2 separate regions of the Mus musculus genome follow, and region 2 is linked to region 1. Evidence: chromatin loops called from intact Hi-C (ENCODE). Cell type or tissue: heart. All regions are shown on one strand. Each heading gives the region's core, and the rest is flanking DNA. Links, peaks and the distances in the headings are about the cores only.

Region 1 (5,383 bases), core at 296-5,295:
AATTTTCATAATTTTTATGATTATGCTCAACTTATGTCTGAAAGAAGAACCCTTTTAAAATTTGGACGGAAAGAGTGAGATGTTGGGAATTGGTTCTAATGCTTTGTCTTATTTTGGCTCCCAAAAGCCATGCTTCCAGAGCTGAGGGTCCCTGCCCCTAGCTGACTTCGATTGGTAATAAAGATTTGCTGTACAGTCAATGTCTGGGCAGGGAGACAGGGCGGGACTTTTAGATTGCTTGGGCAAGGGACCAGGGGAGAGACTGAGGAGAGGGATCAGAGTTAAGAGCTGCAGGAGAAAAGTGATCCAGCTGTACAGGGGGAAAGGGAAAGCAGCCCTGTGGGGGTGGAGGAGGTGCCCAGAAGTTTGCATTTTACATTTGTGTGTTAAGCTAGGAATACTGGAGGGGAGTGTGTGCTAGCCACGGGGAGGTTTAGAAGTGCTCAGTCACTGAGCTAGTCAAAGCATATCAAAATTAGCTGACATGCGTGTGTGTGTGTGTGTGTGTGTGTGTGTGTGTGTGTGTGTCTTTCATTGGCTAATCCAGAGCTCTTGGGCAGGTGCAGTGAGAGACCTATCAGGAGGCAAAGTGGCTTAATTAACTGCTACACTTTCTTCTTCTCTTTTCTCTATATGATCCTATTCCCACATACACATTTATTTCCACACACACATACTAGTGACTACTGATGTGTTTATAAAATGATAAAGAGAGGTGGGGTATGTTCTATGGAGGCATAGAAAGGGGTGTCTCTGTGGGCCCAGGCTGAGGCATCCCTTCCCCCTGAGGGACCAGCCACAGGACCATATAGTATAGAATAGAGTTTATTCAGGGCATGGGGAGGGGAGTCAAGAGGGTAGTAGAGGCAGAGAAAGGCAGAGAAAGAAAGAGTAGAGAAGTAGAGGGGTAGAGACCAGCCATGAGCATGTGGAGAGAGAGGGGAAGAATGGTCGAGAAGACAGAGCAGGGGCAGGAAGACAGGAGCAAGAGAGTGAAGAGGTGGGCAAGCAGCCCCTTTTATAGTGAGTCAGGCACACCTGGCTGTTGCCAGGTAACTATGGGGTGGAGCTTAGAATGCTAACAACTACATTCTGGGTATCATGGAGAACAGCTTTTTTTTCCTTCCTGAGGGTGTATTACCTTACTTAATATTATAAGTCCACTCATTTTCCTACAAATTTTGTGATTTCATTTTTTTTCTTTAGAACTGAATAGTATTTTTTTTCCTGTGTAGCCCTGGTTGTCCTGGAACTCTATCTATAGACCAGGTTGGCCTAAACTGCACAGAGTTTGGCCAGCCTCTGCCTCCCGAGTGTTGGTACTAATGTCATGTGCACCACTGCCCAGCTCCATTTTTTATATAGAGAGATTTTTCATTTTACTTTTATCTGTTGACAGACAACTAGGTTGATCTTAATTCTTGGTAGAGTAAATAAATCAGGAATAAACACAGGGGTGTAAATATTCCTATGTGTTCTGGGTAAATGCCCAGGAATAGAATAACAGGTTCATATGGTGATTCTAGTTTTAACTTTTTGAGTAGTCACCAAACTGATTCTACAATGTCTGTATTTTAATTTGCACTCCCACCAACAGTGACTAACAGTTCCTTTCTCTCCACATCCTTCCCAGCATTTGTCATCAGATTTATTGATGAGAGCCATTCCGACAGGGGTGAGAGGGTATCTAAAAAATAATTTTAATTTGCACTTCCCTGATGTTTGAGGACAATGAACACTTATTGGCCATGTTTTGTTTTTTTTTTTAATTTTGAAAAGTGTCTATTCAATTCATTTGCCCATTTATTGACTGGCAGTTTTGTTTCCTTGGTATTTAGTTTCTGCAATTCTTATAAATTCTGGATATTTGCCTCTTGTTTGAAATATGGCTGGTAAAGATGTTTCCCATGCTGAGGACTGTTTTTTTCTGCTAATTGTGTCCTTTGCTGAATAGAAACTTTTCGTGTAGTCCGTTGATACTAAGGGTTAGTTTCTGTTAGTGTTAGTGTTCCTGTGCTAATTAAAAAGTTCTTGTCCAAAGCAGTGTCTTTTTTAAAAAATTTACTTTTATTTTATGCACATTGCCTGCATGTGTGTTTGTGTTAGGGTGTCAGATCTTGGAGTTACAGACAGTTGTGAGCTGCCATGTGAGTTCTGGGAAGTGAAATTGGGTCCTCTGGAAGAGCATTCAGTGTTCCTAATGGCTAAGCCATCTCTCCAGCCCCTCCAACCCAATATCTTGACAACTATCCCCTATGTTTTCTTCTGGAAGTTTCAGTGTTTCCTGTTTTAGATAATGGGTTTTGATCCATTTTTGAATTGATTTTTGTACAAGGCGTATGATAAGAATCTAATTTAAATAATTTAGTAGGTTCTCGACAGCGCTCTAAGCTTCTCTTCCCAAACACCAGCTTACTCCTTCTCTGAAGTCTGATCTCTTATCTGTTATTATAGCACAAAATGGTATTTAAACTGTCATTTCAGGTTTTTTGAGTCTGGTAAAAATGGAGGCAAGAAGAAACAATTCCCCTTTTTGCTGTACTTCTGTAATTCTTTTTTAATCAGAATTCAAGAAGGCGCCTATTAGAAGTTCTTTCAGGCTCAAAGCCTCTTCCTCTTTTCGACACTTCTTTGAGTCCTCAGATCTTTTCAATACCTGAAGATTTTTGAGTCCAGTCCTCGGTGCACCCTCCTTACCCGGAGACCGCCTAACAACCGTTGCTATGGGCGGAGACTTTTAGCCAGCTGTGGAGTCCTTAGATCGTGTGCGACAAAATCGATATCTCAACTCTCGCGAGGTTTCGCCTTCCGGGTGTCGCTGGGGTCGTTCTCCGAAAACTGCGTGACGATGTGTGGGGACTGTGTGGAGAAGGAGTACCCCAATCGGGTGAGCAAGTGGGCGCGAAGAGCCTCTCGCAGGCTCGGTGTTCGACCGATATTCCTAGACAGGCCAGGGGCCCACTCTGCAGTCCTGTCACCCCAGTGACCCTGAGTACCGGCCGCAGGTTCCCTCTGGTGGCTGACGTCAGCGGTCCTTCCGGTTCTGTTGCTGGGGACAACGGGGAACCCTCAAAATTACCTACCCACCCAAATTGACAGCAGCCTCTGAGGCCCTGACGCGATCCCGGCTTCATCCTCCAGCTCGACTTGATGGAATTCTTTTTACCTCATTCTGTCGCTGAATGAACGTATGAGGTCATTTTAAAATCCACCTTTTTTGAGACAGGTTTTGTGTAGCCCAGGCTGGTTTCGAACTCTCTATGTACCCGAGGAGGATTTTGTTTGACTTTGATCCTCCTTCCACATACCTCTTGAACGCTGGCATTACAAGCGCGCGCCACTGGGCTCAATTTAGAAAATGTTAGGGATGGAAGTGAGAGCTTGGTGCGGAGGCAAGCTTGCCACCGACTGAGCTACACTTCCAGCCTCTGGTTCTAACCCACGTTTGAAGATGGCAGAACTGGTCCCCAGAGAGGACCTATCACCTGCCCAAGTATGAGAGCCGAGACTAGATTGTGATCTCCCTCTCCGCCTCGTCCCGTTCTCTTTTCCTTGCGCCTTCCCTTTCCCCTTCCCTTCTTAGCACTGAGGCCTGACCCCAGCATGTGTCCCTACCAGGCAAGCACTCTGCCAACAGAACTATACCCCCTGCTCTTATTTTAAGCCTTTGCGCCTCTCGGGCTTAGGAGGTTTTGAGGCTTGGCTCTTACTGTTCTTTCAGGGAATCACTACTGCACGTTGATGTGTGTAGAGAGTGCTTGGCTGCTCTGTGAAGGAGTGACTGCCAAGGCTCTGGGGCTGCTTCTGGGCTTGCAATTTGGGGGCATAGGATTGACAGGCTGCTGTTTAAACGTAGTGAAAAGGAAGATTGAGCAGGAATGGGGCTGCGGTGTTCTCCTTCCACATAAGGTGGGTTTGGACGATGATTTAGAGGAGGAAGGATCTGCAGGACAATAGCAAGATGAAGGACCCTTGAGTTGGCTGGGAGGGAAAACATCCTCATAGTTCTTTCTCTTAATAGTTTGTGAGTGATGGGCACACACCTCTAATCCCAGCACTGGGGAGACAGAGGCAAGCAGATCTCCAAGTTCAAGGCCAGCCTGGTCTATAGAGCTAGTTTGAGGACAGCTAGAGCTACACTGAGAAACCCTGTCTTGAAAAAACAACAAAAACCCCACAAAAAGAAAACTTCTTTTTTGAGTTATATGTAAGTCTTTTGAGATTGTTATGTTAGAGGAATTTTCATTATGGTACAACCACTTTGGTTTATAAAGTCATTACCATTCATTATCAAATTTAAATGTCCCCTGGAATGACACAGAAGTGCTTATCCCGGAAAAATGCACGTGCTCTCATCTCCTGGCAACGTGTATAAGAATGCTTGTAAGATCATTATTTGTCGTAGGCCAGAGCAAAACTCGTGTTCGTAAAAGGAAATGTCTTAAGAGTAGGGTTGTGGGCTGGAGAGATGGTTCAGCGGTTAAGAGCACTGACTGCTCTTCTGAAAGTCCTGAGTTCAATTCCCAGCAACCACATGGTGGCTCACAACCATCTGTAATGGAATCTGATGCCCTCTTCTGGTGTGTCTGAAGACAGCTTCAGTGTACTCATATAAAGAGTAGGGTTGTGAGTGTGAATTAGATTTAGAGTATCAGCTCTCAAGTGGAAGCGGTTTGGCAATATCTAGAGACACTTGATTGTCACAGTGAAGGCGCTCCTTGGCATCTAGTGGGTAGAGACCGAGTATTATACTGCAGTGCACAGGACAGCCATCTAACCGAAGGTCTGTATGCCCCAGTGTCAGTAGTGCAGACGTTAAAGAACCCAGAATTACAGCAATGGGAGCACTAGAATCAGATACAGCAGCCTGACTTTAGTCTGACAGTATTGGCGAAAGAACACATGAAGTGCAGCTTTAAATGAAGCAGACTAAATTACAGTAAGACTTTCCTGGTTGGTAAAACAAGAAGTTACTCTAAAGACATTGTGTTGATGGCTGCTAGACAGAGTATGATCGAGAGTGGTTATATAAGGGGCCAGAGAGATTGCTCGGTGATTGGTGCTTTTGCAAAGGACCTGGATTCAGTTCCTGGCATGGCAGCTAGCAACTGTCTATAACTCCAGTTCTGGGGATCCAACTGTCTGGTCTCCATGAGTACTAGGCAGGCATTGATATACATGAAATAACTGTAAATCTCTCAACAACAAAAAGTCGGAGAGAGGCTTCTGGAATATAAGAAGTGGGGGTTTTTTGTTTGTTTTTTTTTTGTTTTTTGTTTTTTTACATAACTGGTGGTTCTGCTGTTTGCTTATAATTATTGTTATGTTTCTGCTTTTATTATTTTTCTATATTGTTTTAGTTCATACTCTTTTTTAAAATTTA
Region 2 (5,383 bases), core at 159-5,158, 360 kb before region 1:
TGCCAAAAATCAAAAGCCACCAGGCGAGGCATTCCTACTGCATTCCAGAAACTCTTCTGGGGACTAGGGATTGATTGAAGAGTGTTTACAGTATGTTAAAGCTCTTGATTCTTTGACACATCTGTGGACATTTAGTCTTTGGATTAGAAAATACTTTGAAAACAGTCCATGTATGATCTGATAACGAGAAGTTTTACCTGTTGGGAATCAGCACTGGTTATGTGTAACTAATGAGACTGATGAATTTTGTTTCAGTCAAATGTTAGATGCTATTTTAAAACTCAATTGTAGGGGCTGGGGGAGGGTAGCTCAGTTGACAGAGAGCTTGTCTAATATGCACGAAGCCCTGTGTTCAATCCTTATATGAATCAACTGGGCATGTTGGCTCATGCTTATCATCTTAGCACCTGGAAGGGTAAGGCAAGAGAATCAGGAGTTTGAGGTCATCTTCAGCCACATGGTGAGTTTGAGGTTAGCCTGGGCTACATAAGACCCTGTCTCAAAAAAAAATCAATTATGAAAATATAATAAAAATACAATTACTAATAATCCTGCTATCTAAACTCTGCTATAGTTGTCATATACATAGAATTATTCTACTAATAGAATAAGATACAAAAGTTGGAGATGGCAAAATAGTTCATTGTTTAAGAACAGTTGCTGCATAATCAACAGTATCAGAGTTTGCTGGACTGTGACGGTGCACGTCTTTAATCCCAGCACTTGGGAGGCAGAGGAGAGCAGATCTCTAAGTTTGAGGCCAACCTGGTCTACAAAACTAGTTCCAGGACAGCCAGGGCTATCAGAAAAAACAAACAAACAAACAAACAAAAAACCTGTCTCAAAATAAAATAAAATAAAATAAATAAATAAAGCAAGATCCCAGCGCACATATAACAGGATGGCTGCACCCCCCACATCCGTAACTCCAGCTCCAAGTGTGTGCAGTAGGAAAGGACGATTGCTGGGCCTTGCTGGCTTCCAGCATACACAACCAAAAGCATCAGGCTCAGCAAGACAACCTGTCCTAAAGGAGTGGGCGGAGAGTGGTGGGGAAGACGGTTTACGTTTACAGTCTTCTAACTGTGTGAGTGCATGGGCATGCATTCAGGTGCATGTATGTTGGCAAATAATAATAAAAAAAAGCATACAGAAGTTGAGTATCTTCATTTCCACTTAATTATATCAAGGGCAATTTCCTGTGTTATCAAAATCTTGTACTCAGGGCTGGAGAGATGGCTCAGCAATTAAGAACACTTGCCGACTTTCCCTTTCCAGAGGCTCTGAGTTCAGTGTCCTGCATCCACCTCCACCAGCTCACGACTACCTGTAACCCCAGCTTCAGGTGATCCAAGTCCCTCTTTGGACTCTGTAGACACATACATACCATACAGGGGCACAGACACATATATAAAACAAATCTTAAAAAAATAAGAGGGGTTGGGGCTTTAGCTCAGTGGTAGAGCACTTGCCTAGTAAGCGCAAGGCCCTGGGTTCGGTCCTCAGCTCTGGAAAAAAAAAAATCCAAAAAAACAAGAAAAAGCCGGGCAGTGGTGGCGCACGCCTTTAATCCCAGCACTAAGGAGGCAGAGGTAGGTGGATTTCTGAGTTCGAACTCACCTGGTCTACAGAGTGAATTCCAGGACAGCCAAGGCTACACAGAGAAACCCTGTCTCAAAAAACCAAAAATAAATAAAATAAATAAATAAATAAGAGATATGATGATAAATGTTCCCAAATATTAATGCTACTGTAGCATTAGTTTTAAAAATCTTGGGCTGGAGAGATGGCTCAGCGGTTAAGAACACTGACCGCTCTTCTGAAGGTCCTGAGTTCAAATCCCAGCAACCACATGGTGGCTCACAACCATCCCTAATGAGATCTGATGCCCTCTTCTGGGGTTCTGAAGACAGCTACAGTGTACTTACATATAGTAAATAAATAAATCTTAAAAAAAAAAATCTTGTGACTAGCTGGGCATGGTAGTACATGCCTTTAATCCTAGCACTTGAGAGACAGAGGCAGACAGATCTCTGTGAATTCAAGGCCAGCCTGCTCTATATAGTGAGTTCTGAGACAGCCAGTGCTAAAAGGAAAGAAAAAAAATCCTGTAAATATATATACGCACATATTAAATATATGCACAAAATACTGTAAATATATATATTTACACACATATATACACGATGTATATATGTGTATATATATGTACACACACAACATGTGTGTATATATATATGTATATATATATACACACACATATACAGACACACAATTCACCATGGCATATATGTAACTGCTTTTTGTGTTAGATATTTAAGCCATTTCCAATTTACTGTTACCACCATAAATGATAGCACAGGCTTTTTCTATTATCTCCTTAGGAAGAACCCCACACAAGTTAGCATCAGATAAAGGGAATGGCCTCTTCAAGGCAAAAACAAAAACACTGCCCCATGATCATCCAGGAATACTGCAGTAATGGGCAGTCTCGGAAGGGTTTGCCTCTTTTGCTACACCACTGATAACACAATATTATCTGGTTTTAAAAAAAAAGTGCGGATTTAACAATGTATAATGGACTGTGATTTTAACTTTTAATTTACTTTGGGTTTCCTGTTTCAATCTATAGCTCATTCTGACCTGGACTCAGTATGCAGTAATCTTCCTGCCTCCTGGTCCTGAGATTAGGAACATGCCACCACACCCACCCGAACTTTTAAAATGAATTCTGAATTATCTAAAAGAAGAAAAAAAAAGCCTGTTTTAAAACATAATTATACATAAACACAGGAAATGTAAAAGATGTCAATATAAGATCAGTATGTGCTAACATTCTGTGACTGAAGAAGTGTCACATAAAGGTGCTATTACTGTATCTTTTGGGGGAAGGCTCAAGATACCGTGTACAGCGTGAAAATGTAATTTTACCAGGTGAAAAGTGCAAGCAGAAAAATGCAGCTAAAAACACAGGTATAGCTGCTGCTGTCATCTCAGTGAACTGTTAAAGATGCATGTGGTGGAAGATTACAAGTTTTGTCTGCAATGGCTTCATCAATAGGACATAGTTACTTCAGAAATGAAGCTCTAAGGGTCTCTGTATGAACCGGTTTTGGGCCTGGCAGCTCTCAGTCTTGTTTTGTTTAAATTGTAAGGAGAGTGCCTGAGTCATGTGCAGTGCCCTTGGAGGCCAGAAGAGGGCGTTGGATCCTATTGAACTGGAGGTACAAATGTTTGTTAGTCCTCATCTTAGGATGCTGAGAACTGAACCCAGGCCCTCTATAAGAGCAAGCTGCTAGCTTCTTAACTGCTGAGACATCTCTCCAGCCCGCTACCTTCCATATTTAAAGATTCATTTAAAAATATTATAATAATAACAATAATATAATAAAGGTGTTTTGTCTACATGGATGTGTACCATCTGCTTGCCTGAGGTTTATTTATTTTTTTACTTATGTATGTATGTATGTATGTGCGTGCCTTTATGAGTTTATGTGCACTTGAATACAAAAGCCCAAGGACGTCAGAGAGTGGTGACATTCCCTAGAACTGGAGTTAATGGTGGTTGTGAACCGCCATATGCATGTTGGGAACAGAACCCAGGACCCTGCAAGAGTAGTTAGTCCCCTTCCTAGCTGAGCCATCCCTTCAGCTCCATCCCCTCTCTTCCTCTTCGCTGAATTTCCCCAGAGCTGGGTATATAAGCACAGACTATCACATATGGTCTGATATTTTCTTTAATCCTTTCCTATTTCAAGTTTTTCTTCAGTTTCTTTCATGGAAAATAGAGAACTGCAGTTGCCAATGGCAAACGTGGTTTTGAAACTGTAAATTACATATAGGAATAGAAAGAATCTTTAAAACTTTCCCGATTAAGTTTTGTAGAACTCTGAGCTGGAGAGATGGCTCCGAGGGTAAGCACACTTACTGCTTCACCAAAGGACCTGGGTTCAGTTCCCAGCATCTGTGTCAGGTGGCTCAGGACCAAATGTCACTCTAGCTCTAGGGTCTCTAATTCTGGCCTCTGCACCACATTGCATACACACACACAGATAATTTTTTTTTTAATCAAAAGCTCTTTTAAAGTTTTTTATTGAATTCTGTCAACATTACCTTTTAGACAACGAAAACTTTCATGTTTCTCATACTGTCTTCTCCATCACTGTCTCACACGACTTACTGGCCAGTTTCAGAGGGGTGCTTCTTTCCTGGAGCTTCGAAGACAAAAACAAACAAACTAACAAACACCCCAAAGCACAAAAAGTTGCTTAACATATCCAGATTCTAATCTTCAATTCTGAACTCTTCTGCCCTCCTCGTCGCCCACATTCCACCACCTCAACCTCGATAAAGAATGCTTTTCTTACTCTCCTTTGCAGGAGTTAGGCATGTCACCTCCTCAGGGATGCTTTGATGTTTTCCCCTCAGGCTCTGTGTGCCCCTCCCTGCCCTCTGTTGTCACCGGACTGGCTTACCCCCTTATCACACGACTTAGGCCCGTTTCCCTTGTTCTTTTCATCTCATATTGGGCACCTGTCAAAGTTTTACAGCGACGACTGTCCTCAGCTTCCCATCCGTAAGGCGAGGCGGTCGTTCTACATTACAGGTCTCCGTTTTCCTGTAGGGAGTCCTTTTACAGGAGCCAGCTTCTGCCCACCCCCTTGTTCCAGAGAATACTTTCCAAAATTATTCTCAGATTCCGGCTAAACAAGTGCCAAAGACTCTTTTTCATCTACTTCCTCTCACAAGTCTGTGCTGCCAACCTATTCTTCTCATTCAACCGAACTCCGCGCAAAAGGACTAATTCCTTAACAAGATCACGCGTGCGGGGACGGGAGTCAGAGGGGTGACACTGGCTTATTACGCAGTGCCACCAAGAAGTCAAAACCGCCCATTAGGGCGCCTGAAAGAAAATAAACTAGGAAAGCCGAGGGAGAAAGTTGGGCGGAGGCGGCTCGCGAGCCGTAGCCGCTCGCGCTGCGCGGGAAGCCACCCGCCTCCCGGGTAAGCACCCCGCATCCTTCCCCGGTCGCGCACTTTCTGAGACGCGCTGGGAAGGGGGAGGGGTACTGACTCGTACCCGCCCAACTTCGCAGTCCCCGCCCTGGAACCGCCCCTCACCCAGCCCCAGTCCCCGCTACAGGAACAGCAGGGGCAGGGAAGGCGAGAACCGATCCCAGCCGTTCTGTATTCGATGCAACCGCCCTAGAAGGAATTCGGGCCCCGGGAGCCGAGTCAGTGGCGGCACCCGACACCGAACGGTACAGAAACCCTTTCGGAGGCCAGCGCCCCTTCCGTGCTGCCTCCGCGCGCCCCGCCCCGCGCCTCCCTGCCACACGCTTCGGATTCTGCGCTGCTCATTGGGCATCTGCCCCGCCAATCT

What was found. Hi-C counts contacts between places; a loop is a spot of excess contacts. Peaks named below come from ENCODE experiments on the same cell type or tissue, not always from the same donor. Only the 100,000 strongest peaks of a DNase experiment are listed, where the experiment ranks them.
Region 2: it touches region 1 in a loop (2.5-fold over the local background); 1 of 42 quality-filtered maps calls a loop at or near these places.

Annotation. Positions count from the first base shown.
Region 1 is chr12:76,762,752-76,768,134 of GRCm38, forward strand. It overlaps Churc1 (churchill domain containing 1), which reads left to right and starts at 2,787. Exons shown (of 4, transcript NM_206534.2): 1 at 2,787-2,887. The coding sequence starts at 2,849. In heart, for the core only: a CTCF peak has its summit at 3,003 (motif pointing left); DNase peaks (open chromatin) are centred at 2,750 and 2,990; H3K4me3 peaks cover 1,818 bases; H3K27ac peaks cover 1,617 bases.
Region 2 is chr12:76,398,682-76,404,064 of GRCm38, forward strand. It overlaps 4930426I24Rik (RIKEN cDNA 4930426I24 gene), which reads right to left and starts at 5,313. Exons shown (of 4, transcript NR_166810.1): 1 at 4,476-5,313; 2 at 4,114-4,214. It also overlaps a transcript of Hspa2 not described here. In heart, for the core only: a CTCF peak has its summit at 3,180 (motif pointing right); a DNase peak (open chromatin) is centred at 4,570; H3K4me3 peaks cover 959 bases; H3K27ac peaks cover 870 bases.